Regions from separate parts of the Homo sapiens genome. Here all the other regions are linked to region 3. Evidence: chromatin loops called from intact Hi-C (ENCODE). Cell type or tissue: B cell. All regions are shown on one strand. Region 1 overlaps CAMK1D (calcium/calmodulin dependent protein kinase ID). Region 2 holds the start of MIR4481 (microRNA 4481). Region 3 overlaps CDC123 (cell division cycle 123).

Region 1 (8,000 bases), 230 kb before region 3:
AAACTCCCTGTCTCTACTAAAAATATAAAAAAATTAGCCAGGCACGGTGGCGGGCGCCAGTAGTCCCAGCTACTCGGGAGACTGAGGCAGGAGAATGGCATGAACCTGGGAGGCGGAGCTTGCAGTGAGCCGAGATCACACCACTGCACTCTAGCCTGGGCCTCAGAGCGAGACTCCATGTCAAAAAATAAATACATAAATAAATAAAAGGCTGCACAGCAGGAGGGGGACGGCAAGTGAGCGAAACCTCATCTGTATTTACAGCCGCTCCCCATCCCTCGCATCACCGCCTGAGCTCCGCCTCCGTCAGATCAGCGGCGCCATTAGATTCTCACGGGAGTATGAACCCTATTGTGAACTGCGCACGCGAGGGATCTAGGTTCCACACTCCTTATGAGAATCTAATGCCTGATGATCTGTCACTGTCTCCCATCACCTCCAGATGGGACTGTCTAGTTACAGGAAAACAAGCTCAGGGCTCCCACTGGCTCTACATGATGGTGAGTTGTAGAATTATCTCGTTATATATTATATATTACAATGTAATAATAACAGAAGTAAAGTGCACAATAAATGTCATGTGCTTGAATCATCCCGAAACCATCCCCCATCCCAGTCCACGGAAACATTTGTCTTCCATGAAACCAGTCCCTGGTGCCAAAAAGGTTGGGGACCACTGAGGGAGACAGTCTGTATTCATGAAAATCTCCTCTGCCATCTGCACTAACTGGAGTCACTGCTTATGTTCATAGTGAGTTGATCCATGGAATCAACCCCTCATTTTGTGCCCTGCAGAAGACACTCTAAAGATAGTCATTTCCTCATACTATACTCATCCAGGGTGCACAGGGGAAGCACTGAGTGTTAACCACCATCACATCTGGGATTTGGGCACCCACCTCTGCGATTTCAGGGGGCTTGGAAGGCCTCCATCCTCAGAAAAAAAAATCTGCACCCATTCAACAGTCAACACTGGAAACTTGACCCAGACTTCCAACTCTGTGAAGTACAATAGCAAGTTGTTAGCAGTCTCTTCTACTTAGAGTGAATGGGGTTGGGAGAATTAGAGGGAATGATGGCTGTGAAGGGAGTGGAGCTTGGAAAAGAGGTTTCCTGGCACTTTAGGAAATACCCTCGTATTTCCCAGGCTTGTGTTCATCAAGTGAAGTTGCTCTGTTGAGATCCTGAAATGCCAAGCTTATTTCAACATGGCTGGAGGAGCCATGAACCCATGTCTATTTAACAAGCATGTATTAAATAGGTATTTTTATGCTATAGGTAATTTGTTGTCCCAAATCCACACTTCCCATTTCAGCTAATATTGACATTTGCTGAATACTCCTCAGGGTCTACAGAGAACCAACATTCTGCTGTTAGAACAGACAGAAAAATCACAGTCCCAGTGACTCCTCAGAACAGACTGCATCTTTCTGAGGACAAAAGCCCCTTGTAGGATCCACAAGAAGTGATTCCAGTTACGTGACACCTTTCTTCTGGGATCTGTGGCATTGCAATGATGAGCTGAGCTCGCTGCAGGCATTGATTTGAAAAGGATTCAAGGATGACTTTGGAGTCAACCCAATAAAATCAAACTCAAATCAACAAAAGTACAAATCAACTCAGGCTGTCTCTGCCACAGGCCAACTCCCAGGTCCATGTTAGCTGTTAGAGGACAGTCCATGAAATAAGTCATCAAATTATAAGCCTTGTGAATTGATCAATAAGGTCACTCAATTTTATGAATTAGAGGCTGGAAGAAGTGTGGGGTAGTTCATTTGAAATAATCCATGTATTCCTGGAAGAGTTCACATAAATCAAAATTTTCCATATAAAAGAGGAAACCCGATAAAGAGACCTTGAGGAGAAGCCTATTTTAATGAAAAAATTTAGCTCCTAAAATGATGAGAACATATGAACATAATGCGAGGGACAGCTGACACCGGGGCCTCCTTCAGGGTGGAGGATGGGAGGAGGAAGGGGATCAGAAGAAATCACTATTGGTTACTAGGCTTAGTAGTTGGGTGATGAAATAATCTGTACAACAAACCCCCATGACATGAGTTTACCTATATCACAAACTTACACATGTACCCCTGAACCTAAAATAAAAGGTGTTTTTTTTCTTTTAATTAGCTCCTAAATTTCTCCTTTTGCCCAGTTTTGTTTTATGTGTGAATTTTTTTATTTTTACATTTTTAGAGACAGGATCTCATTCTGTCACCCACGCTGGGGTGTAGTGGTGCGATCATGGCTCACTGCAGCCTCAAACTCCTGGGCTCAAGTGATCCTCCCTTCTCAGCCTCCCAAGTAGCTGAGACTACAGGCATGAACCACAGTGCCTGGTAATGCATGAAATGTTTTAAAAGTGGGCCCCTCGGGGCTGTAAGCCTCTGGCTCACTGCCTGTAACACAAAGATTAAACTGAGAGAGACCCCAAATTCCACGGCTCTGCTTCATTGCTGCCTTTTTATAAAATCTTGTAACAGAGAAGCTGGCATTTTGGCTGGGCTACAAAGAAGGAGTTTACTCAGCAGATAGTTGTACTAGGGTTCTCCAGAAAAACAGAACTAATAGTGTCTGTACGTGTGTGTGTGTGTGTGTGTGCACGCGCACACATGCACACGTGGGTACATGGTGCATGATTTATCATAAGCAATTATAAGAGACTGACAAGTCCCCGCCAGGTGCAGTGGCTCATGCCTGTAGTCCCAGCACTTTGGGAGACCGAGGCAGGCAGATCACGAGGTCAGGAGATCAAGACCATCCTGGCTAACACAGTGAAACCCCATCTCTACTAAAAATACAAAAAATTAGCCAGGTGTGGTGGTGGGCACCTGTAGTCCCAGCTACTCCAGAGGCTGAGGCAGGAGAATGGCCAGAACCTGGGAGGCGGAGCTTGCAGTGAGCTGGGATCGTGCCACTGTACTCCAGCCTGGGTGACAGAGCGAGACTCTGTCTCAAAAAAAAAAAAAGAGACTGGCAAGTCCCAAGACTCATAGAATTAATAGCATGTGTACGTGTGTGTGTGCACTGCATGGGTGCTTCATTTATTGTACAAAATTATAAGATGCTGGCAAATCCCAAGACCTGTAGCGTACGTCAACAAGCTGGAGACGAGACTCTCTGCTAATCTTGTGGCACTCTGCCGTGGTCCCTGGGAAGGAAACTGCCTTCAAATCAGGCCGTCTGGGTGACATGGTAGCCAGAGCCTGGGATGGACACCAAAGACTCACTCTGGGCTGAATTTGGCTCTGTTAAGCGAACAGCGCTGCTACAAGAGACAGACGCATACTCACAGGGCTATCAGGTCTTAAGCCCTAGTTAATATGCTGGGAAAAAAATAATATGACATCTTGGCATATTTAGCAATTTTCTTCTGAAAGTTCCAACCCTCCCTTATCGGTGACCCTGTTTGAACTCATGACTCCTCGAGAAAACGTTAACATTTCCTGTTTGCAGATAAAGAAGCTGAATTAGAGTTTTGAGCGGTGTGGCAGAGACGCCACAATCTGGTAGTCACAATCGAAGCCCCACCCTCCCTTCCAGGACTCCCAAAGCACCTACAGGCCCAACGAGCAGTGCCTCTGCAGCCTGCAGACCCACCGGCTCCCTGTGACCAGCCCTCCCCTCTCCTCCACCTGGGACAGGCAGGTGGCAGCAGACACATTTGCAGCTGGGGCCACCTCGCCACTGAACCTGGGGCCCAAGCTTCACCACCATTGTGCTGCCTGTTTCTACTCCCTCCCCCACGACAGGGGGCACGAGGAGCTCCACAACCAGAAAGAATCCCCAGGAAGCTCTGACCATCCCAGGAGCCACCACTGGCCACAGTCCTTCTGCTCCCCAGGGACAGCCGAGAGGCAGCCACGTCTCTCTACCCCAGGAGCTCCTCCTCCCCTAGCTCGGTCTCACTCACTCGCTGTAATAATCTGCCTTAGCCATGTTCGCTAAAAATACACTTCGCCTCTCGGTTACACTTACTAATGCATTCTATTTCAGGCCCGTGTGCATTCTTGCTTAGAAATACCCGTATGGGGAGCGGTGAAAACATGCAAGACGTGAAGGCGACTTTCCTTCCCGAAAGCCTCCTCTCTGTCCGGCTGTGCTCAGCACACCAATCTGAAAAGCAAATCTTTCCACACCAGATGGTAATCGGTGACATTACAGAAAAGGCCTGGGGTAGGAGGAGAAGGGAAGAAGCCAGTAAGGGCAGAGATTTCTGCGGGGCACACCATGAGGTACCCCTGCTTCCTGGTCATCACACCTGCCCTCCCATGACACGCCCAGCCCAGCCCCACCCCCTCCCCCCCAGAGTCACTGTGCCCACAGGAGCAGCTGCAGAGTGGCCTCTCCACTGGAGTCACATGCCACATGTTAGAAACCTGGAGAACATCTCAAGAGAGCCACAAGCTAGGCTCTCCTCCACGAGCTGCCCCCTGGAAGACACTTTCCACATCTGAGGCCAGGGGACGTCATCGCTTCCACTGCTGAGTGGTCCCCGTGAATGAGCTCACCCTCCCCGCAGCTATTTCCCTGCCTGGCTTCCACCATCTTGGAAGAACAAGTAAGCTCAGCTGCCAGTGGCTCCCTGACTTGGCTGGTGTTTCCAAGAACTTCTGCTCTCTCCTATAATTAAGGAGGATAATGACAGCTCTCCATCTCCGATCTCTGCCTTCCTGCAGGGAAGGAGGCAGAAGAACGATTGTGTGATCCCTGTTTAAAGTCCTTAATCATGTTTCTTCTTCCTGTTTTAGCCCAGGATCTCCTGTAATTGGCCCTCCTCCCTCCAAACACAGAGTTCACGCGTTTTCCTGTATCTGGAGGTGAAACACGAAGAGAGATGGCGACTTGGTGTTGCCAGCCGCAGAGCAGGCGGGGCCGGAAGCAGGGATTGCAATGCCCGGTGGGAAGCTGAAAGCAGGGAGGAGGCTGAGCCGGAGCTCAGAGCCCAGCTGGTGCATATTTATGTCTTCCTTATTGCAAAGCTCATGGGTGACAGACACTTGGATGCGCGCAGTGAAGCATTTGGAACGCCACCCAAGCCTGCCTTCTACGAGTCCAGGATTGTGGCTGCGGGCACCAACCTCACACCCCCATGAAGTCACCGGGTCACCAGCTATAAAATCAGCTCATTAAGAAAATTAAAACTGGAGGCCAAGCACAGTGGCTCATGCCTTTGGGAGCACTTTGGGAGGCCGAAGTGGGTAAATCACCTGAAGTCAGCAGTTTGAGACCAGCCTGGCCAACATGGCAAAACCTGATCTCTACTAAAAATACAACAATTAGCTGCTCATGGTGGTGCACGCCTGTAATCTCAGCTACTAGGGAGGCAAAGGCAGGAGAATCACTTGAACCTGGGAGGCGGCGGTTGTAGTGAGCCGAGATCACGCCACTGCACTCCAGCCTGGGCAACAGAGTGAGACTCTGTCTCAAAAAGGAAAAAAAAATTAAAATTGGATCTCTTTTTTTAGAGGCCAGGTGTGATGACTCCAGCCTGTAATCCCACTGCTTTGGGAGGCCCAGGCGAGAGGATCACTTGAGGCCAGGAGTTTGAGATGACCCTAAGCAACATAACAAGACCACATCTCTACAAAAAATAAAATTTATAAATAAATTTTTAAAAAATAGAAATTAAAGAAAAATTAAACATGAGACTGCTGTAATCCCAGCACTTTGGGACGCAAAGGCGGGCAGATTGCTTGAGCCCAGGAGGTCAAGAACAGCCTGGGCAACACAGCAAGACCCTGTCTCTACAAAAAATGCAAAAGTTAGCCAGGCGTGGTGGTGCACACCTGTAGTCTCAGCTACTTGGGAGGCTGAAGTGGAGGACTGCTTGAGCCCAGGAGGTTGAGGCTGCAGTGAGCTATGATCACGCCACTGCACTCCAGCCTGAGTGACCAAATGAGACCTTGTCTCAAAGAAAAATTAAATTAAATTAAAATATAAAGCATGAGACTGAATGATGCTCCACAAACACAGAATGGAGTCTCCCACAGGGTAGAATATAGGGGCTACACCCAGGTCCACCCAGACAGCAATGCAGGGCAGGGAGGAAGCTGGGCATTAGAATGAGAGATTAGAAAGAAAAATGGGAACAGGGATCTAGAAATGAGTATTTTTCTAACCATATTATCTCTTTTGCACACTTAGCTAGCACCGTAATGTGGGCAGGGAAAGGGTTATTAACCACCTGAAATATGAGATCCTACCATCTGAAAACGTCCTGAACCACAGCGGCAGCGGCAATGTTATTTATGGAGGTCTCTTCCACCCTTAGTAACAGAAAGCGCGGCTGTGAACAAGGAGCTCTCCAGCACCGTCGTGACATCCCTTTGGTGAGTTCAGAGACCAAAATTAGCCCTATCGCCTGGCAGTCTATCTTCAGGTGCTACCACTAAATGCAATTACATGTGCATAACAAAAGACAGTCACAGCCACAGGCTGTTCATCAAGCTGGCCCAGTAGGTATCAATGCAAATGTGTGTGTCACGTATACACGCATATGGGGGAAAAAACCCATTAGCACTCAGGAAAAGTTCCGCAGGTTCCCAGGCCTCATCCTTTTTCATTTTCTCTGCTATTCCTCTGAATCTGGCTCCCAAGACAGAAGAATTCACTGCTTCGAGAGAAAAAAAAATTCTATTATTCCAACTTTCTTTCCTGGAGCATAAAGAGTGAAAGTGGCCGGTGAGATTTCTTTAGCAGGAAGAAAGTTACTTCTCCATTTTGGCTACCGGGTGTTATAAAACAAGTGGATGCAAGCGCTGACCTGGAGGTCCCCTAAGTGGCCCTACATCTCCACCCAGCTCCAAAGGTGACCTGCGGGAAGGGCCTCATTCCCTCCAGAACCACCCCCAGCTTCCCAAAGTGCTGCTGGGCACAGTCTGCAAACTCTAGTGGGCAGGGGTGGGGTGAAGAAAGGAGAGGAGGCAGGAGCCAGCACTATGCTACGGTTCACATCCCTCTTTTCAGAGACAAGCTAAGAGGATTAAAGAGGTAATTGTTGCTTCTGGAGCTCTTCAGCTATAAGATGCTCTATAAATACCAATAACCACCCCCTCAAGGGAAACACATTTCATTACAGTGGAGGTAAACACTGCACCAGCCTGCAAGAAAGATGTGATGGATCACGAAGGGATTTGCTGCCATTCTAAGCAGACTGATGGAGAGTAATTATTAAGCATCGTGAGTGATCCACACAGTGTCCAGCTCTGACTGCAGGCCCGAGCTCCCTGGGCTGCTTGTAATTGCCCAATGGGTTCTTCCTGCCCACTCCACAGACAAAAGCAATTCACTGAGACCATGGCATTGCAACAAGAAAGAGTTTAGGCCAGGCGTGGTGGCCTACACCTGTAATCCCAGCACTTTGGGAGGCCAAGGCGGGCAGATCACCAGGTCAGGAGTTCGAGACCAGCCTGACCAACATGGTGAAACCCCGTCTCTACTAAAAATATAAAAATTAGCCGGGCGTGGTGGTACACGCCTGTAATCGCGGCTGCTCAGGAGGCTGAGGCAGGAGAATCACTGGAACCTGGGAGGCGGAGGTTGCAGTGAACCAAGTTCCTGCCACTGCACTCCAGCCTGGGCAACAGGGCGAGACTCCATCTCAAAAAAAAAAGAGAAGAGTTTAATTGACACAAGGCCAGCCACACAACATGGGAGACAGGTTATTACTCAAATCAACCTCAGAGGCTACGGTTTTTCAAAGATAGTTTGGTGGGTCAAGGACTAAGGGAATGGGTGCTGCTGATTGGCTGGGAATGCAATCATAGGGGTTTGGAAAATGGTCCTGGTGTACTGAGTCCCTTTCTAGGTGGGGCCACAGGACTGGCTGAGCCAAGAGTTGAGGGTCCAGGTGGGGCCACCTGGTCATCAGAAATGCAAAAGGTGGAAAAGACATCTCAAAAGGCCCATCTTGGGTTCTAACACCACAATAGTGATGTTATTTACAGGAGTAATTGGGGAAGTTGCAAATCTTGTGATCTCTGGAATAATGGCTG
Region 2 (8,000 bases), 400 kb before region 3:
TCCAGAGTAATTAGAAAGAGGTTCTCCTTAGCCCATATCTGCTAGTGTCATCAAAAAAGAGAATCAACTGAACAGAGAAAAGAGGCAGAGATGTCAGTTATAGGCAAATGGAAAATGGAGATTCTGTCAACTAGCACAGCGAAATCCCAGAGGTCAACACTCTTTCCAAAGTATGGCCAAGAGGATCTTCATCCATAAGGGATGTTGACTCTCAAACAGCAAAATGTCCTGAAATGTGCGTAATTCAAAGCCATAATAATGTCACTGAAAACAACTTCAGGTGATAAAAAGAAACTCAACTTAATTTTCATCACTTATCATTTACCAGGCCCAAAGTAAGCATGAGCTGACACATCTATATACAGAGAGAAAATGGTTTATATGGCAACCTACATGAAAGCCTCCATAATCTCCAATAATGCACAGAAATGGTAGAGGGAAGTGGGTCCAGGCAGAGAGAGTCAACTTGAATGGGAAAAAAGCACATGGGCATTGAAGCAGACTTCTGTCCATATAGTAACTGACAGCCAAGCAAGAAAACTCCAGAAAAAGCCAAGAAAACATTTTAAAATTAATTCATGCATAAAAAATAACTGATACCAAATGTACAAACAGGCCCCGTTACAAAGCCCCCAAGCTTTGTAAGGGAACATCAGGACCCAAAGGGTCAGCCTGCTACTGACTACACGTGCTTCTGTGGAGTGAGAGTAACATCTTCCCCTCCAGCCTCATGTACCCCAGTTCAAGGATTCACAAATTTTTAACTCCATGGCAAATGAGGAAAATTTAAGAAAAAGAAAGAAAAAGCAAAGCACAAAAGAGAGGAGAAAAAAAGTTCAGCATTTCTCACTTTTTCCATTCGATCATTTTACTGATCTGCAGGGCATCCCTGGAAGCAATTATGAGGTAATTCAGAGGAAGCAAAAGACCACAAAATGCCTTTCCTTGCTATTGCCATTCTCTAGTAATGGGCATTGACCTACTTAGGTTATGAACGCCAGATGAAGACAAGGGATGTAAGAAAATACAATCGGAAGGGAGAGACAAGAGTGAAACTGATTATAAGAGAGGATGAGGTGGGGATAGCGAGGCACAGATTGCCCTGCAATGTGCAAGGAGAAAGTTACGTCAACGAGCCGCAATCAGCTTCCGGTCCGCTTTTCAGGCACTTCCGGGTTTACAGTCTAGTCTGGGAAAGGCCTCTCTCCGCAAGCAAAGGCCATAGAGGACCAGGTCTTTCACTACCCACCATTGTCACTCTAAGCAGCCCAGAAAGCTGAAATTTTATTCACACAAAAAGAGAGGCGTGGTTCCCTGGCATGGAATTGCCTCAAAAGTACTTGAAGAATATTGTGATGTCTTGGCAAACCCTCCCGTTTATCTAAGTAAACGCTTATGTTTTTTCGAAACTGAAAAAAAAATCATTTCCTCCTTACTAGGGTCAAATTCTTGTTTTCTCACATTATAATCAGTGTGGGAAATAATGCTGAGAAAATTGGGATATTGTCAGTCACAAGAACAGTGATAGCACTGAAATATTGGCCAGATGGTATTAAAAGTAATACCTTTCATTTTAATAAACAGGCACATTGGCAGGTGTTATTTCATTCTGCAACAGCCTTATAAAGTAGGCATTATTATTCCTATCTCACAGATGATCACTCACAGTTTATAATCACTTAATTGTTCTCCCCAACTCCCTCTGGTCTCACTCTCTTCCTATCCATTTTCCGTGCTGTCTCCTGAGTGATCTCTCCAAAATATAGAACTGATAAAACTTCTTAGCATGAAATCCAGCACTGGCTCCCTGTAGTACAGGAGAAAGTTCAAACAACTGGCATGGCTTACAAGTCACTTGTTACTTGTGAAATGGGAAAAGTTCCCTTATCCCACTTGCAGGGTGTGCGACAGGGGGACTGGCTCACGTTCTCAGTGCCAGCTGTTGATAATCCTAGGGGAGCATGCAGACGGGCAGGCTGTGGGCCTCCGACCCCACAGCAGCATCTGGGGTGAATGCTTACAGCTTCCGAAGCCCCAGTGGGCATGTGTTACAGGGTGCTCTTTTAGTTTTGCCATCTGTAAGCAGCTTGTGTTAATCAGCTCTATTAGACCCTCTGCCTTATCACAAGGACAGAGGGCTTTCTGTATCCTGGGGTTCTTGCCTTGGTGTACCGGAAAAATCGGATCACACGTGGGCTTGGAGAATGAGTGCAAAGTTTCTTATGGAGTGGTAGCTCTCAGTGAGGTGGAAGGGGAGGCCAGAAGGGGAATGGAGTGGGAAGGTGGTTTCCCCTGGAGTCATGCTGCCCAGCGGCTGGGCTCTCCTCCAACTGCCCCAGCCAAACTCCACGTCCTTCTGCTGGTCAATGGCCTGATGGTGTCTTCTGCTGCCTGTGGGTCTGCCGGTGCATTCCTCTTGATGTCCAGCCATTTGTGTGTGTGCCCACTAGGGTCTCAGGGTTTTTATAGGCACAGGATGGGGACATGGTGGGCCAGGGTGGTCTTGGGGAAGGCAACATTTGGGCACAAAAACAGAAATGCCTGTCCTTACCTAGTTTTGTGCACATAGGCCTGGGGGTGGAGCACTAGGCATGGACCATGACTTTCCCTTTCCCAAGCACTTCCCTGCCCCCCTCCCCTATCACTTGGTCTTTACTTGCCCATCCCACATCATCTTCCACCCTGCCCCACACCAACATTTTACTGAACCCCGGCAGGTCTCGCACACCCCGCCCTCCCCAGCCATGCACACCTTCGTCTCTGAGTGTGCTCATCACTCTCCTGTCTTCTTACGAAAATACTCATCCTTTAAGACTCATTTCTCTATCACCTCCACTGAGAACCCTTTGCTGTTTCTCACAGCTTGCAGCACCAATCACCTTTCCTCTGGGTCACCCCAGTTCTTTGTTTTTTTTGAGACAGAGTCTCATTCTGTCACCCAGGCTGGAGTGCAGTGGCACGATCTCGGCTCACTGCAACCTCCACCTCCTGGGCTCAAGCAATTCTCCTCTCAGCCTCCCGAGTAGCTAGGACTACAGGTACGTGCCACCATGCCCAGCTAATTTTTGTATTTTTAGTAGAGACAGGGTTTCACCACATTGGTCAGGCTGTCTCGAACTCCTGGCCTCAGTTGATCCGCCCGCCTCAGCCTCCCAAGGTGCTGGGATTACAGGTGTGAGCCACCGCACCTGGCCCACCCCAGTTCTTGGATCACCTTGCTGTCTGTACTGCATTGTATCCAGGTATCTGTTTGTATGTAAATGTGTGTGTGTATATTTAAATGATCTTACAGGCAGAGTAAAACATCTAGAGGGATACATATCAAACCAGTGAGTAAACACTTCAGAAAGTACTAGAGTAGAAGATTCTCACTTTCCAGTTTTTCCTCAACTGGGGCTCTTCATCTGAACCACAGAACACAGAAAATGATTCAAGTGACTACTTTCTCAGTCCTCCAAGACAGCACCATTCTAGCTGCAAAGGAGAAAGTTAATTTAGTGTAGACAATAAATGTCTTAAGCATTAGCGCTTCATTCTCTCACTGAACCCAAGAACAGTCAAGTTGCTAAACTGTTGTATTGCCCAACTTTTACAGAAAGGTGTTTTTATTTATTTATTTATTTATTTATTTATTTTTATGAGACAGAGTCTCTCTCCATCACTAGGCTGGAGTGCAGTGGCACAATCTCAGCTCAATGCAACCTCAGCCTCCTAGGTTCAAGCGATTCTCCTGCCTCAGCCTCCCGAGTAGCTGGAACTACAGGCATGCGCCACCACACTCAGCTAATTTTTGTATTTTTAGTAGAGACGGGGTTTCACCATGTTGGCCAGGATGGTCTCGATCTCTTGACCTCGTGATCAGCCTGCCTCGGCCTCCCAAAGTGCTGGGATTACAGGCATGAGCCACCGTGCCTGGCCAGAAAGGTGCTTTTAAAAAGTTCTTGATGAAAATCATTAACCAAGTTCACCAAGTTTACCAAAATATATCCATAAAAGTGCACACAAAAAGAAATGCATACTGATTAGTGGAATTGCACAAGCAATCAAGAGATTAGCTTGCGTCTTAGCTCTGATACATCTAACTGCAAGACTTTGAACAAGTCGTTAAATACTTTCTGATTTGATTTCTCATTTGTTAAATGAACATCAAAATATGTCATCTTGTTATTTATCTATCCACGTGTATATATATGTGTTTATGTAAAAAAAATGTATATACACACACACATGTAACATATTACTGTATAGTTAGAGATCTTGTGTTGTAGACCATAGGCCACTTCAAGAAATGAGCAGAATTCAAAATCCTAAGCTTCAAATCACCTCTCTTTGCTGCCAGAAGATGGAGCTATACTCAATGGGCAACTAAGGAGCCAAGACTATGATACCTAAATCAACTAAGCTCTTAAGTCTGTAAGCTAGTTTTGTTGTTGTTTTTTAAAGATTAAGTACTACATGTTGATACTGATTGTGAAATGAGTTTTTCCTTGAATCCTTATAAACAAACAAACAAATGACAATAAAAACCCTTGTGCACAAATGGCGGTTTTTTTCTTTTCTCTTTTTTTTGAAACAGGGTCTCTCACTCCGTCACCCAGGCTGGAGCGCAGTGGTGTGGTTTCGGTTCACTGCAACCTCTGCCTCCCAGGCTCAAGTGATCCTCCCACCTCAGTCTCCCAAGTAGCTAGGACCACAGGCATGTGCCACCACACCCAGCTAATTTTGGCATATTTTTGTAGAGATGGGATTTCACCATGTTACCCAGGCTGGTCCTGAAGGTATTTTCTTAATAGCACCCCAGGCCTCCTTAGTACAATGCAGGGTACCCACTGTGGGGGCATAGCTAGCACTCATATGTGTAGGGATGCAGTGCTAGAGCCTGTAATGGTCCCACAGGAGGGGCATCAACGAGCTGGTTCTGTCTCTGACACTATGACCACATTCTGGTCACATCCCCTTCCTGGGTCTCGGTTTCCTTGTCTAGAAATCAACCAGCCAGACCAGAAAGTCCCCAAGGTCTCTTCCAACTCTAACAATCAATGAATCTAAACTTATAATGAGGCAAAGTGCATTAAGGTATCTATGAGAACCATCAACTTTGACTCTAAGTCCATATTCAGTGTTCTCTGGAATAGTCTTTGCTACACAGAAGCCTGGTGACAACTTGTGCATCAATAGGTTCTTTATCTGCACAGACAAGTTTGTCAGCTGGACACAGAACAGAATTTTCTTGAGACATGAAGTTGTTTACACAGAAAAGACCCACTTTTCCTTCTCCCACATCAGCATCCACAATGCCTGGACTAATACAGAAACGCCCAAGTGATTTGCTCTTGTCTAGAATGGCTCTAGAGGTCCAGCTGAGGCCTGGCGGTCTTTCGACCAAAGGAGAAATAAGTTAGGTCCAGTTCAGTGTGAAAAATCCAGTGTGAAAAATCCAGCACATATCAACACTCAAGGAATGTTTATGGAAGAATGAATGAATGAATGAACAATTAATTCTCACCTTCCAAAAGTCTTACAGACTCCAGACATTCCAAAGCTACACACCAGAATGAAAAAAGGTTCTAAGATTTGACTGTGTATTTCTTTCCTATTTCTGTTACCATCCATGAGAAGTTACCAGTGAATGGGTGATACAGTTTGGATAGTTTTTCTTGCCCAAATCTCATCTTGAATTTCAATCCTCAATGCTTGAACATGGGGTCTAGAGGGCAGTGTTCAAGTCATGGGGGTGGATCCCTCATGGCTTGGTGCTGTCTTTGCGACAGTGGCTTCTTGTGTGGCACCTCCCCCTCCCACTCTCTCTCGATCCTGCTTTCACCATGTGACATGCCTGCTCCCCCTTTGCCTTCCATCATGAGTGTAAGTTTCCTGAGGTCTCCCTAAAAGCCGAGCAGATGCCAGCACTATGCTTCCTGTACAGCCTGCAGAACTGTGAGCCAATTAAACCTCTTTTCCTATAAATTACCCAGGCTCAGGTATTTCTGTATAGCAATGCAGGAACGGCCTAATCCAATGGGTCTCAAGCTCAGATACGTGCTAGAATTATCTGAGGAGTTCCAAATGTACTAATAACTGGAACATTTTTGGAGATTATGATTTGATTGGCCTGCGGCGTGGCCTAGGCGTAACAAGTTCTTTATAGTTTCTCCAGTGATTCAAACGTGCAGCCAAGTTTGAGAACCACTGGTAAGTCATTTATTACTAAATTACTGAGAATCTTAGGTCATGGGAAAGGGTTCAACTTTAGATACTTCAGAGCTGATAACTTCGTGGCTTCCGTGCCCATTTTAAATTTATCTAGGCTGAATACATTTATTTGATAATAAGTCTGATTTTTAAAGGTTAAGATCCAGGGTGTCCTAAGGATAAAGATTTAAGGCTACATGGCCAACCCATTACTCCTCTCAGGATAAGAATATGAAAAAAATAACATTTCTTAGCAAGTATAATAGTATTAGCAACTAATATTTCTTAGCAAGTAGTATTAGTAATACTTCTTCTACTATTTCTTAGCAAGACTTTGAAACACTAACACATTTAAAGGAATACTGTCATTTCCTTCTTTGAATCTTTTGGTAACTTTTTGTCAAAGGGTAATATATATTTCTGTGGGCATTTTAAACATGAAAATTAGCACCAGGAGTCTCAGAAAACATTAAGGTGTTTACCCGCCTTGAAACAGAGATTAACTCTTGTAGCTTGGATTTCCTAGCTTCACTGATGTGAGAACCCACATACACCAAATCACCTTAGAAAGGGAAATCTCAGAAAGCTTGTTTCAGATTCACTGTGGATGCTTACAAGGTGAATTTAGAAGCTATTCCTGTATGAAATACTGTTAATGACACAGAACTGCTGGGGTGTATCCTGCAGCTTCCTTCACATACTCTGTGCCCCAGATTGAAGACGCTGGGCTTGAATTCAGGAAGCATCTTTGAGGTTTCTAGCTCTGAACACTTGCATTTATATGAGGATAAGTAAGTGGAAGGGAAACAAAATAATGCACTGGAATCTAGGGGAAAGGTATTGTTTCTTTTTTCTTTCCTACCACTAATGTCCTGTGCTTTCTCTGTGCTGATACCCACATGGAAGGGTCCATATTTCACAACTCAAACCCATGACCATGTCAAGCCAACAGGTGCCCTGAATAGCACCTACTGAAATTGGAGGACCCAGTGCTGCTCTTTCATTCAAACGAGATAATGAAGCATCAGGAACACAGGCCAAAATGATCCTAGGCATTGCACTAAAGCTACTGGGGTATGGCAACATTTATTTAGAAAGTGGGAAGCCAATTGTAAAAGAAAAAGATGAGATGAAAATAGTAAGATGAAAAACAGAGAGGGAAGTCTGTTTTGAACAACCATCTAATTTCAGTTCACTGTCAGACTTAGGGGGATTGAACTCATACTGTATAATGTTCCTCATCATTCTGGGAAAGTGCCCACATTCAGAGATGATGGTGCAGAATTGAGTGTTCTTTAATTTTTGCACATCAGTAATTAACGTTGTCACATGGTTGGCTCAGGTCACACTCAGGCTTCAGATAACCAGGCACATTCCAATGGAAGAAAACATCTTTCAAGCACTCATATGTTGGGAATGAATTAGGGTGTTTGTGGTTCATTGTATGTGTGTTTTTAAACATAATTTCTTATTTTCTGATCATCTCTATCAGTGTGCATAATAAGGACAACTCTGTGCTATGGTATGAATATTTGTTTCCTCCAAAACTCACACTGAAATGCAATCCCTAATGTGGCAGTATTGTGAGGTGGGGCCTTTTAGAGGTGACTGAATCACAAGGGTTCTGCCCTTATGAATAGATTAACCCATTTGTGGATTAATGGGTCATCACAGGAGTGGGCTGGTGGTTTTTTAAGAGGAAGGGAGACCTAAGCTAGCACATGAGCACGCTCAGCCCCCCAGCCATGTGATGCCCCACAATGCCTCAGGACTCTGCAGAAAGAGTTCCCCACAGCAAGAAGGTTCTC
Region 3 (8,000 bases):
CCATTATTCGAGTTTTGGGGGAGCATTATTTTGCATTCAAAATCCAGAAGTGAGCAAATCATACCCTGGGATCTTTGTCTCTCCTTTCTTAAGACTCATTCGGGCCTAGCGCGGTGGTTTATGCCTATAATCTCAGCACTTTGGGAGGCGAAACCCCGTTTCTACTAAAAATACGAAAATTAGCCGGGCGTGGTGGCGGGTGCCTGTAATCTCAGCTACCAGGGAGGCTGAGATGGGAGACTTGCTTGAACCTGGGAGGCGGAGATTGCAGTGAGCCAAGATTGTGCCATTTCACCCCAGCCTGGGCTACGAGAGCAAGACTCCATCCCCCCTTCCCCCCTGCTGGCCAGAAAAAAAGATTGATTTGGACATTCTCATTTTGATTTCAAAAAAGACAAGTCTGTGGCCACCAAGGGTGATGAGAGGTGGCCATATGATGTCCTTTTCACTCCTCATACCTATAAACTCATTGAGAGGTACCAGTGACCTTTCTGCACGGACTGTCTTTTAAATTGTCTGTTTACAATGCTGTATCCATTTATACTCCATTTATTTCCCCATGAGGACCTGAGAGTGGCCAGGCATCGTGGCTCATGCCTGTAATCCCAGCACTTTGGGAGGCTGAGACGGGAGGTTCACTTGAGTCTAGGGGTTCCAAACCATCCTGGGTAACAAAAAAAATGAAAGTAAAATCAGCCAGGCATGGTGGTGTGTGCCTATAGTCCCAGCTACATCTGAGGCTGAGTTGGGAAGATCGCTTGAGGGCAGCCATTGGAGGCTGCAGTGAGCTATCATCATGCCACTGAACTCCAGCCTGGGCAATAGAGCATGACCCAGTCTCCAAAAAAAAAAAAGTATTTGAGAGTATTCCTTCCTCTCCATTCCTTCTTTCCTATGTCCCTACCTGGCGCTTTTTTTTTTTTTTTTTTTTTTGAGACAGAGTCTCGCTCTGTTGCCCAGGCTGGAGTGAAATGGCATGATCTCGGCTCACTGCAACCTGTGCCTCCTGAGTTCAAATGATTCTCCCGCGTCAGCCTCCCGAGTAATTGGGATTACAGGTGCCCAGTACCACGCCTGGCTAATTTTTGTATTTTTAGTAGAGACGGGGGTTTCGCCATGTTGGTCAGGCTGGTCTCGAACTCCTGACCTCAATTGATCCTCCCGCCTCGGCCTCCCAAAGTGCTGGGATTACAGGCTTGAGCCACTGCGTCCAGCTCCTGGTGTCCTCTTTCTTTTTTTAGACGGAGTTTCACTCTGTCGCCAGGCTGGAGTGCAGTGGCCCGATCTCGGCTCACTGCAACCTCCGACTCCCTGTTTCAAGTGATTCTCCTACCTCAGGGTCCCAGGTAGCTGGGATTACAGGCATGTGCCACCACGCCCAGCTAATTTTTGTATTTTTAGTAGAGACGAGGTTTCACCATGTTGGCCAGGATGGTCTTGATCTCCTGACCTCATGATCCACCTGCCTCGGCCTCCCAAAGTGCTGGGATTACAGGCATGAGCCACCGTGCCCGGCCTCCTGGTGTCCTCTTTCTTTGGTGACTTTTTTTTTTTTTGTAAAGAACTAAGAACTCCAATGCTCTCAGCATTACCAATACATGCAAAGGAGGCTATGCTTCTTTTGTAAGTGAGAGAAACTCAGTCTGGCTTTGGAAGCTTGAGCTTTCATTGACCTGAGATATATGCCTTTCACAAGGTGGAAAACAAATGTTCCTAAAAGCAATAACATTACTTGACATTTTTGTAGCATTTTTTGTCTTCAAAGCAATTTGTAGACATTAAAGAATAAGCTGTCAGCCCTTCCCAGATAAGAATCATTGCCTAAGTGCTTAGTACAACCCTGTCCTGTTCCTCAGACCTAAACAGTGGGCCCTGCTTATAAACTGTGGCTGAACAAAATGACTTCTTAGGAGGAGAAAACAGAGGGAGGGTGGGGGAATGAACTCAGTTGGAAGGAAGAAAAGAAGACGACCTGCAATTTATCTAGTACATATTGTGAGTCTGGGGTGACAGTTTGGAGAACACTAGGGCTTCAGCCTGGCTCTGTGCCTGTTGCCCAGGCTGGAGTGCAGTGGCACAATCTCGGCTCACTGCAACCTCCACCCCCCAAATTCAAGCAATTCTCCTGCCTCAGCCACCTGAGTAGCTGGGATTACAGGCACGTGCCAAAATGCCTGGCTAATTTTTTTGTGTTTTTAGTAGAGGCAGAGTTTCACCATGTTGGCCAGGCTAGTCTCAAACTCCTGACCTCAGGTGATCCACCCACCTTGGCCTCCAAAAGTGCTGGGATTATAGGTGTGAACCACCGCGCCAGGACTCTTCCTTTCTTTCCTTTTTATCTATTTTTTTTTTTTGCGCGGGGAGGGGAGGCGGTGCAGTGGTGAGATCATAGCTCACTGCAGCCTTGAACTCCTGGGCTCAAGCGATCCTCCTGCCTCAGCCTCCTATGTCGTTAGGACTACAGGCATGCACCAGCATGTCTGGCTAATTTGTCTTTAAAAAAAAAAAACAACTTTTTTTAGAGACAGGGTCTTACTATGTTGCCAGTATCATTTTATTTTGGTTTTCTTTGATTAAAAAAAAAAAAAAGACGCACCTGAATGCATTCTCTCTTTAGGTCATTCATGCCAGACTTTTTGCCTAACCGTATAACTTTTAGCTATTTCTTCACTACATTTTTGTTACGATGTCTTAGATTTCTGTTCCTCAATCTTTTTGTTTGTTTGTTTTTGAGATGGAATCTTGCTGTTTCAGGCTGAAGTGCAGTGGCACAATCTTGGCTCACTGCAACCTCTGCCTCCCAGGTTCAAGTGATTCTCCTGCCTCAGCCTCCCAAATCGTGGGGATTACAGGTGCGCACCACCACACCTGGCTAATTTTTTGTAGTTTTGGTAGAGACGGGGTTTCACCATGTCGGCCAGGCTGGTCTTGAACTCCTAACCTCAAGCAATCTACCTAACACGGCCTCCGAAAGTGCTGGGATTACAGGCATGAGCCACCATGCACGGCCTAGTCCTCAAGCATCTTTCTTTTTTTTTCTTTTTTGGAGACAGAATCTCACTCCGCTGCCAGGCTGGAGTGCAGTGGCGTGATCTCAGCTCACTACAACCTCTGCCTCCCGGGTTCAAGCAATTCGCCTGCCTCAGCCTCCCGAGTAGCTGGGACTACAGGAATGCACCACCGTGCCCGGCTAATTTTTTGTATTTTAGTAGAGACAGGGTTTCACCATGTTGGCCAGGATGGTCTCGATCTCCTGACCTTGTGATCTGCCCGCCTCGGCCTCCCAAAGTGCTGGGATTACAGGCGTGAGCCACCGTGCTCAGCTGTATCTTTCTAAGGTGTATACATACCTGCACTGTGTGTGAGTGGTAAGTTTACCGTGATTTATTCTTTCCTTAGCATGAGCCAAGGACAACATGTGAATAAAACAATGTTTAGATCCTGCTACAGGGAAGGTTTTGGGAAAGTCAACATCTTTGGGGAGCAGTTTCGTCATCTGTCAAAAAAGAAAAGAAGGGACTGGGCGTGGTGGCTCACACCTGCAATCCCAGCACTTTGGGAGGCTGAGGTGGATGGATCACCTGAAGTCAGGAGTTTGAGACCAGCCATGGTCAACATGGCGAAACCCCGTCTCTACTAAATATATATATATATTTTTTTCTTGACTCTGTTAAAAAGAACGTGCCTTTCATATACTGTACAGAAGTCTGCCAAGCAGAATGATTGACAATAGCTACCATTTGTCTGTGGTCTGTGACGTGCAGTGCACTACGCTACAGGTTTATGAGTTATCTCACTTAACGGACTCCAGAAAACTCTTCTTACCCTTTGCAGGTAACAAACTTAGTCAAAAAAACTGTCACATAAGGTTTCTGCTTGTTTTTTAACGATCCTCAATCATCAAAAAGAGAAATGGTTGAGATGAGAAAACCTTACGAACTCAGAAAATGCAAATCAAATGAGACTCTTGAAAACAAAACTGGCAAAGCGTGCTGTCTCCAGGAGGCCCATGCGACATGACACCACCTGCAGGACAAAGCACATATTTACCCCAACCCTTCAAAGGCAACTGCAGCAGCGTCTTCTCTTCAGAAGGAAGGACTGCAGGGACACGCTGAGGAAGCACACAGGTTTCCATTTTCTGAATTCAAGCACAAGCCTGAGGTACCTCAAAGAAAGAACAAATGCCAGTAAAATAAAAGGACGATTCAAAACTTAAGAGCTGGGCGCGGTGGCTCACGCCTGTAATCCCAGCACTTTGGGAGGCCGAGGCGGGCGGATCTCTTGAGGCCAGGAGTTTGAGATCAGCCTGACTAACATAGTGAAACCCCATCTCTACTAAAAACACAAAAATTAGCTGGATGTGGTGATGCATACCTGTAATCTCAGCTACTCAGGAGGCTGAGGCAGGAGAATTGCTTGAACCCAAGAGGCAGAGGTTGCAGTGAGCTCAGATCGTGCCACTGTATTCCAGCCTGGGAGATAGAGTGAGACTCTGTCTTAAAACAGAAGTAATTTTTAGGCAGGCATAAATTATACTGGGCTTTAGGAGAATATTTCCTGCATAGTATCCTATATTTCCTGATATTAACATCAGGAAAATCAACTAAAATTAAATACACTAAGTAAACAATGCACAAAAATCACATTTTAGAAAGTGACCTGGGAGTTGAAGTCCAGTTTCCCCAGGAAAATGTGCGCAAAAGTGTAATGAGAATTGTACAGTTTATGAACTCTCTGCCAAATTTTGCTTGGGTCTTTTTATTTTATATAGTCTGAATATAGTTTTCTTTTTTGTGGGGGATGGAGGCTCGCTCCGTCACCCAGGCTGGAGTGCAGTGGTGCAATCTCAGCTCACTGCAACCTCCGCCTCCCAGGTTCAAGTCATTCTTCTGCCTCAGCCTCCCAAGTAGCTGGGACTACAGGCGCCCACCACCACACCCAGCTAATTTTTGCATTTTTAGTAGAGATGGCATTTCACCATATTGGTCAGACTGGTCTTGAATTCCTGATCTTAGATGATCTGCCGGTCTCGGGCTCCCAAAGTGCTGGGATTACAGGCATGAGCCACCACATCCAGCCTAGTCTGAATGTTTTCAATTGGTATCAAATATATTTACTTTTTTTTTGGCTTGGTAAAATGCCATCTTGACAAAGCCAGCTTCCAGAGCTAAACTTAAAATCAACCCTTGATACTAAATCCATCATAGGTGGATAGGCACCTGTAAGCAGTTTAAAAAAACAAAAGTATTTCTGAAGTACCTGTACATTAAACAGTTGAGGCCAGGGGCGGCGGCTCACACCTGTAATCCCAGCACTTTGGGAGGTCGAGGCAAGCAGATAACCTGAGGTGAGCAGTTCAAGACAAGCCCCATCAACATGGAGAAACCTCATCTCTACTTAAAATAAAAAATTAGCTGGGCATGGTGCCACATGCCTGTAATCCCAGCTACTCAGGAGGCTGAGGCAGGAGAATCGCTTGAACCCAGGAGACAGAGGTAGCGGTGAGCCAAGATGGCACTATTGCACTCCAGCCTCGGCAACAAGAACAAAACTCCATCTCAAAAACAAACAAAAAAACAACTGGCCCCACAAATGGCAATTGAGGCCAGACACAGTGGCTCACACCTGTAATCCTAGCAGTTTGGAAGGCTGACGCAGGAGGATTGCTTAAGGCCAGGAGTTTGAGATCAGTATGGGCAACACAGGGAAACCCCATCTCTACTACTTAAAAAAAAGAAAAAAAGGGCATCTGATGTACTGAATACAAAGATCAAGTACTGAGGACGAAGATTACCACCGGATACCACGTCGGGCAGGTACCCTGGGAAATTGTGATGTCTGTATCCTTCAAATTGCTTGGTGATGTCAACTAATACAGAAAGAGCTCTTAGTAGAATGTCTGGCACATCATAAAGCCTCGGTAAATTAGGCACAATTGATATCATCACTTAAAAATGGTGGCCTTTTAAAAACGCCACATGGCAAAACCCCATCTCTACAAAAAAATACAAAAATCAGCTGGGCGTGGTGGTGTGCACCTGTAGTCCCAGTTACTCAGGAGGCTGAGGCAGGACTGCCTGAGTCCAGGAGATTGAGGCTGCAGTGAGCTGTGATTGTGCCACTGCACCCCAGACTGGGCAACAGAACAAGACTGTCCCTAAACAAAACAGGGCGGGCGTGGTGGCTCACACCTATAATCCCAGCACTTTGGGAGGCCAAGGTGGGCAAATCACTTGAGGATCAGGAGTTCCAGACCAGCCTGGCCAACACGGTGAGACCCTACCTCTACTAAAAATATAAAACTCAGCTGGGTGTGGTGGCATGCACCTGTAATCCCAGCTACTTGGGAGCCTGAGGCAGGAGAATCGCTTGAACCAGGAGGTGGAGGTTGCAGTGAGCCGAGATCGCACCAGTGCACTCCAGCATGGGCGACACAGCGAGACTGTCTCAAAAAATTAAAATTAAAATAAATAAATAAAATAATGACTCGGTAGAAAAGCAACGTATTTCATAGAAAGCATTTTATTATCAGAACAGTATGGTTTTCCTATGTTTAAGATCTATTTATTATGTTATTTTTACAAGTAGCAAAGTCCCTCCGTTTTTTTCCCCAGGTGAATGTACATGAATATAAAAAGTGGCTGATGTCCACACTGCTCGGCCCACCCGCATCAGGGTCGGCAGGAAGTTGCGGCTGATGAGCAGCTCCCGGAGCGGTGGGGCGGGGCCTCCTCTTCTCCAGTTCCAGTACGCTCATCAGTCGTCCTCCTGCTGATTTCTCTTCTGTCAAAGAAAACCAAGGGGATGTTAAAATAGCACATGCTCCTTGGGATATCTGCTCAGCAGGTGTAATTTTCTAGAGGTCTTGGCAAAGGATGTAATTAAAAATTGTCATGGAAAACCATGCTTTAATTCATTAAACTAGTTTATCACTTTGACTCCTGAGCAAATTATCCTCAGGTATTTGAGTATTTTCTTCTCTTTCTTCCATACATACAAAAACTCCTACACAGAAATCCACACAAAAATATAAATATTCACATCCCCTCTTGAGTAAAATCACCACCAGAGCAGAGACCTGCTCTCCTTACAGCCTTCTAACAATATACACACTTTCTTCAAAGTTACAAGTATTTTGAAAAATGTTCAAAAGGCATGTACAGCATAAAAACATTTTCTGTCATTCTAATCAATAAATTATGCCTTCAGCTCCTATTTCATATTTAATTAGAAAATGCTCTAACTCAGTAACTTGGTTCCATTCATAACCATCAAAGTCTAGGTGATACAGGATTCCAATGAAATATTATATAAAAGCCAATTTGAAGGTCTATTTGAAAAGATGGCCAGCATACTAAATGCACATAGACTTTACCAGCTTAAGGAAGTCTATTAGCTTGTGAGCGTCCTCCCCAGTAGAGAGGTCTACAAAGTCCTTGGGTAGCCGGTAACTCAAATAGGGGCTGGGCTGGACTGTCACTTCACTGTTTGTGCAACGGAAAGCTGGGGAATCCTGTACAAAGAAGAAAAAGGAGAAAGAATATCAATCATTTATTTTTAGGCCTATTCTGTGAACTAAAAAAGAACCTAGCAAAACAATTTCAACTCCATGTTTTCCTCTGTACTTGATGAGGAGAAAGGAAGATGCTTAAGTTAAAATGAGCCGGGCACGGTGGCTCACGTCTGTAATTCCAGCTGGAGTGCAGTGGCTCACTGCAGCCTCGACCTCCTGGGCTCAGGTGAACCTCGCACTTCAGCCTCCCAAGTAGCTGGGACTATAGGCATGCGCCACCACGCCCAGCTGAGTTTTTTAAATTTTAGTACAGAAAATATCTCAGTATGTTGCCCAGGCTGGTCTTGAACTCCTGAGCTGAAGCAATCCTCCTGCCTTGGCCTCCCAAAGTGTTAAGATTATAGGCTAGGTGGGCTGTTGCACCCATGCCAAACTATTTTTTTTTTTTTTTTTGAGGCAAAGTCTCGCTCTGTTCTCAGACTGG

The links. Hi-C counts contacts between places; a loop is a spot of excess contacts. Peaks named below come from ENCODE experiments on the same cell type or tissue, not always from the same donor. Only the 100,000 strongest peaks of a DNase experiment are listed, where the experiment ranks them.
Region 1: a loop joins it to region 3, with 22 times the contacts of the local background. A loop is called at or near these places in 17 of 110 quality-filtered maps.
Region 2: a loop joins it to region 3, with 22 times the contacts of the local background. A loop is called at or near these places in 79 of 110 quality-filtered maps.

What each region holds. Positions count from the first base shown.
Region 1 is chr10:12,481,136-12,489,135 of GRCh38, reverse strand. The region is part of intron 1 of CAMK1D (calcium/calmodulin dependent protein kinase ID); the gene reads right to left. Among named protein-coding and RNA genes, the nearest start is that of MIR4480, 94 kb to the left of the region's middle. RefSeq lists enhancers at 3,718-3,977, 4,028-4,077, 6,106-6,712. In B cell, a CTCF peak has its summit at 3,682; DNase peaks (open chromatin) are centred at 3,685, 6,405 and 6,815; H3K4me3 peaks cover 1,720 bases; H3K27ac peaks cover 2,898 bases.
Region 2 is chr10:12,653,063-12,661,062 of GRCh38, reverse strand. The region is part of intron 2 of CAMK1D (calcium/calmodulin dependent protein kinase ID); the gene reads right to left. MIR4481 (microRNA 4481) reads left to right here and starts at 7,866; the gene lies at 7,866-7,925. RefSeq lists a silencer at 4,179-4,473 and an enhancer at 4,802-4,861. In B cell, CTCF peaks have their summits at 4,136 and 4,335 (motif pointing right); a DNase peak (open chromatin) is centred at 4,342; H3K27ac peaks cover 789 bases.
Region 3 is chr10:12,249,097-12,257,096 of GRCh38, reverse strand. CDC123 (cell division cycle 123) reads right to left here. Exons shown (of 13, transcript NM_006023.3): 12 at 7,379-7,516; 13 at 6,508-6,786. The coding sequence ends at 6,760. Among named protein-coding and RNA genes, the nearest start is that of CDC123, 57 kb to the right of the region's middle. In B cell, CTCF peaks have their summits at 3,850 and 4,050 (motif pointing left); a DNase peak (open chromatin) is centred at 4,016; H3K4me3 peaks cover 332 bases; H3K27ac peaks cover 539 bases.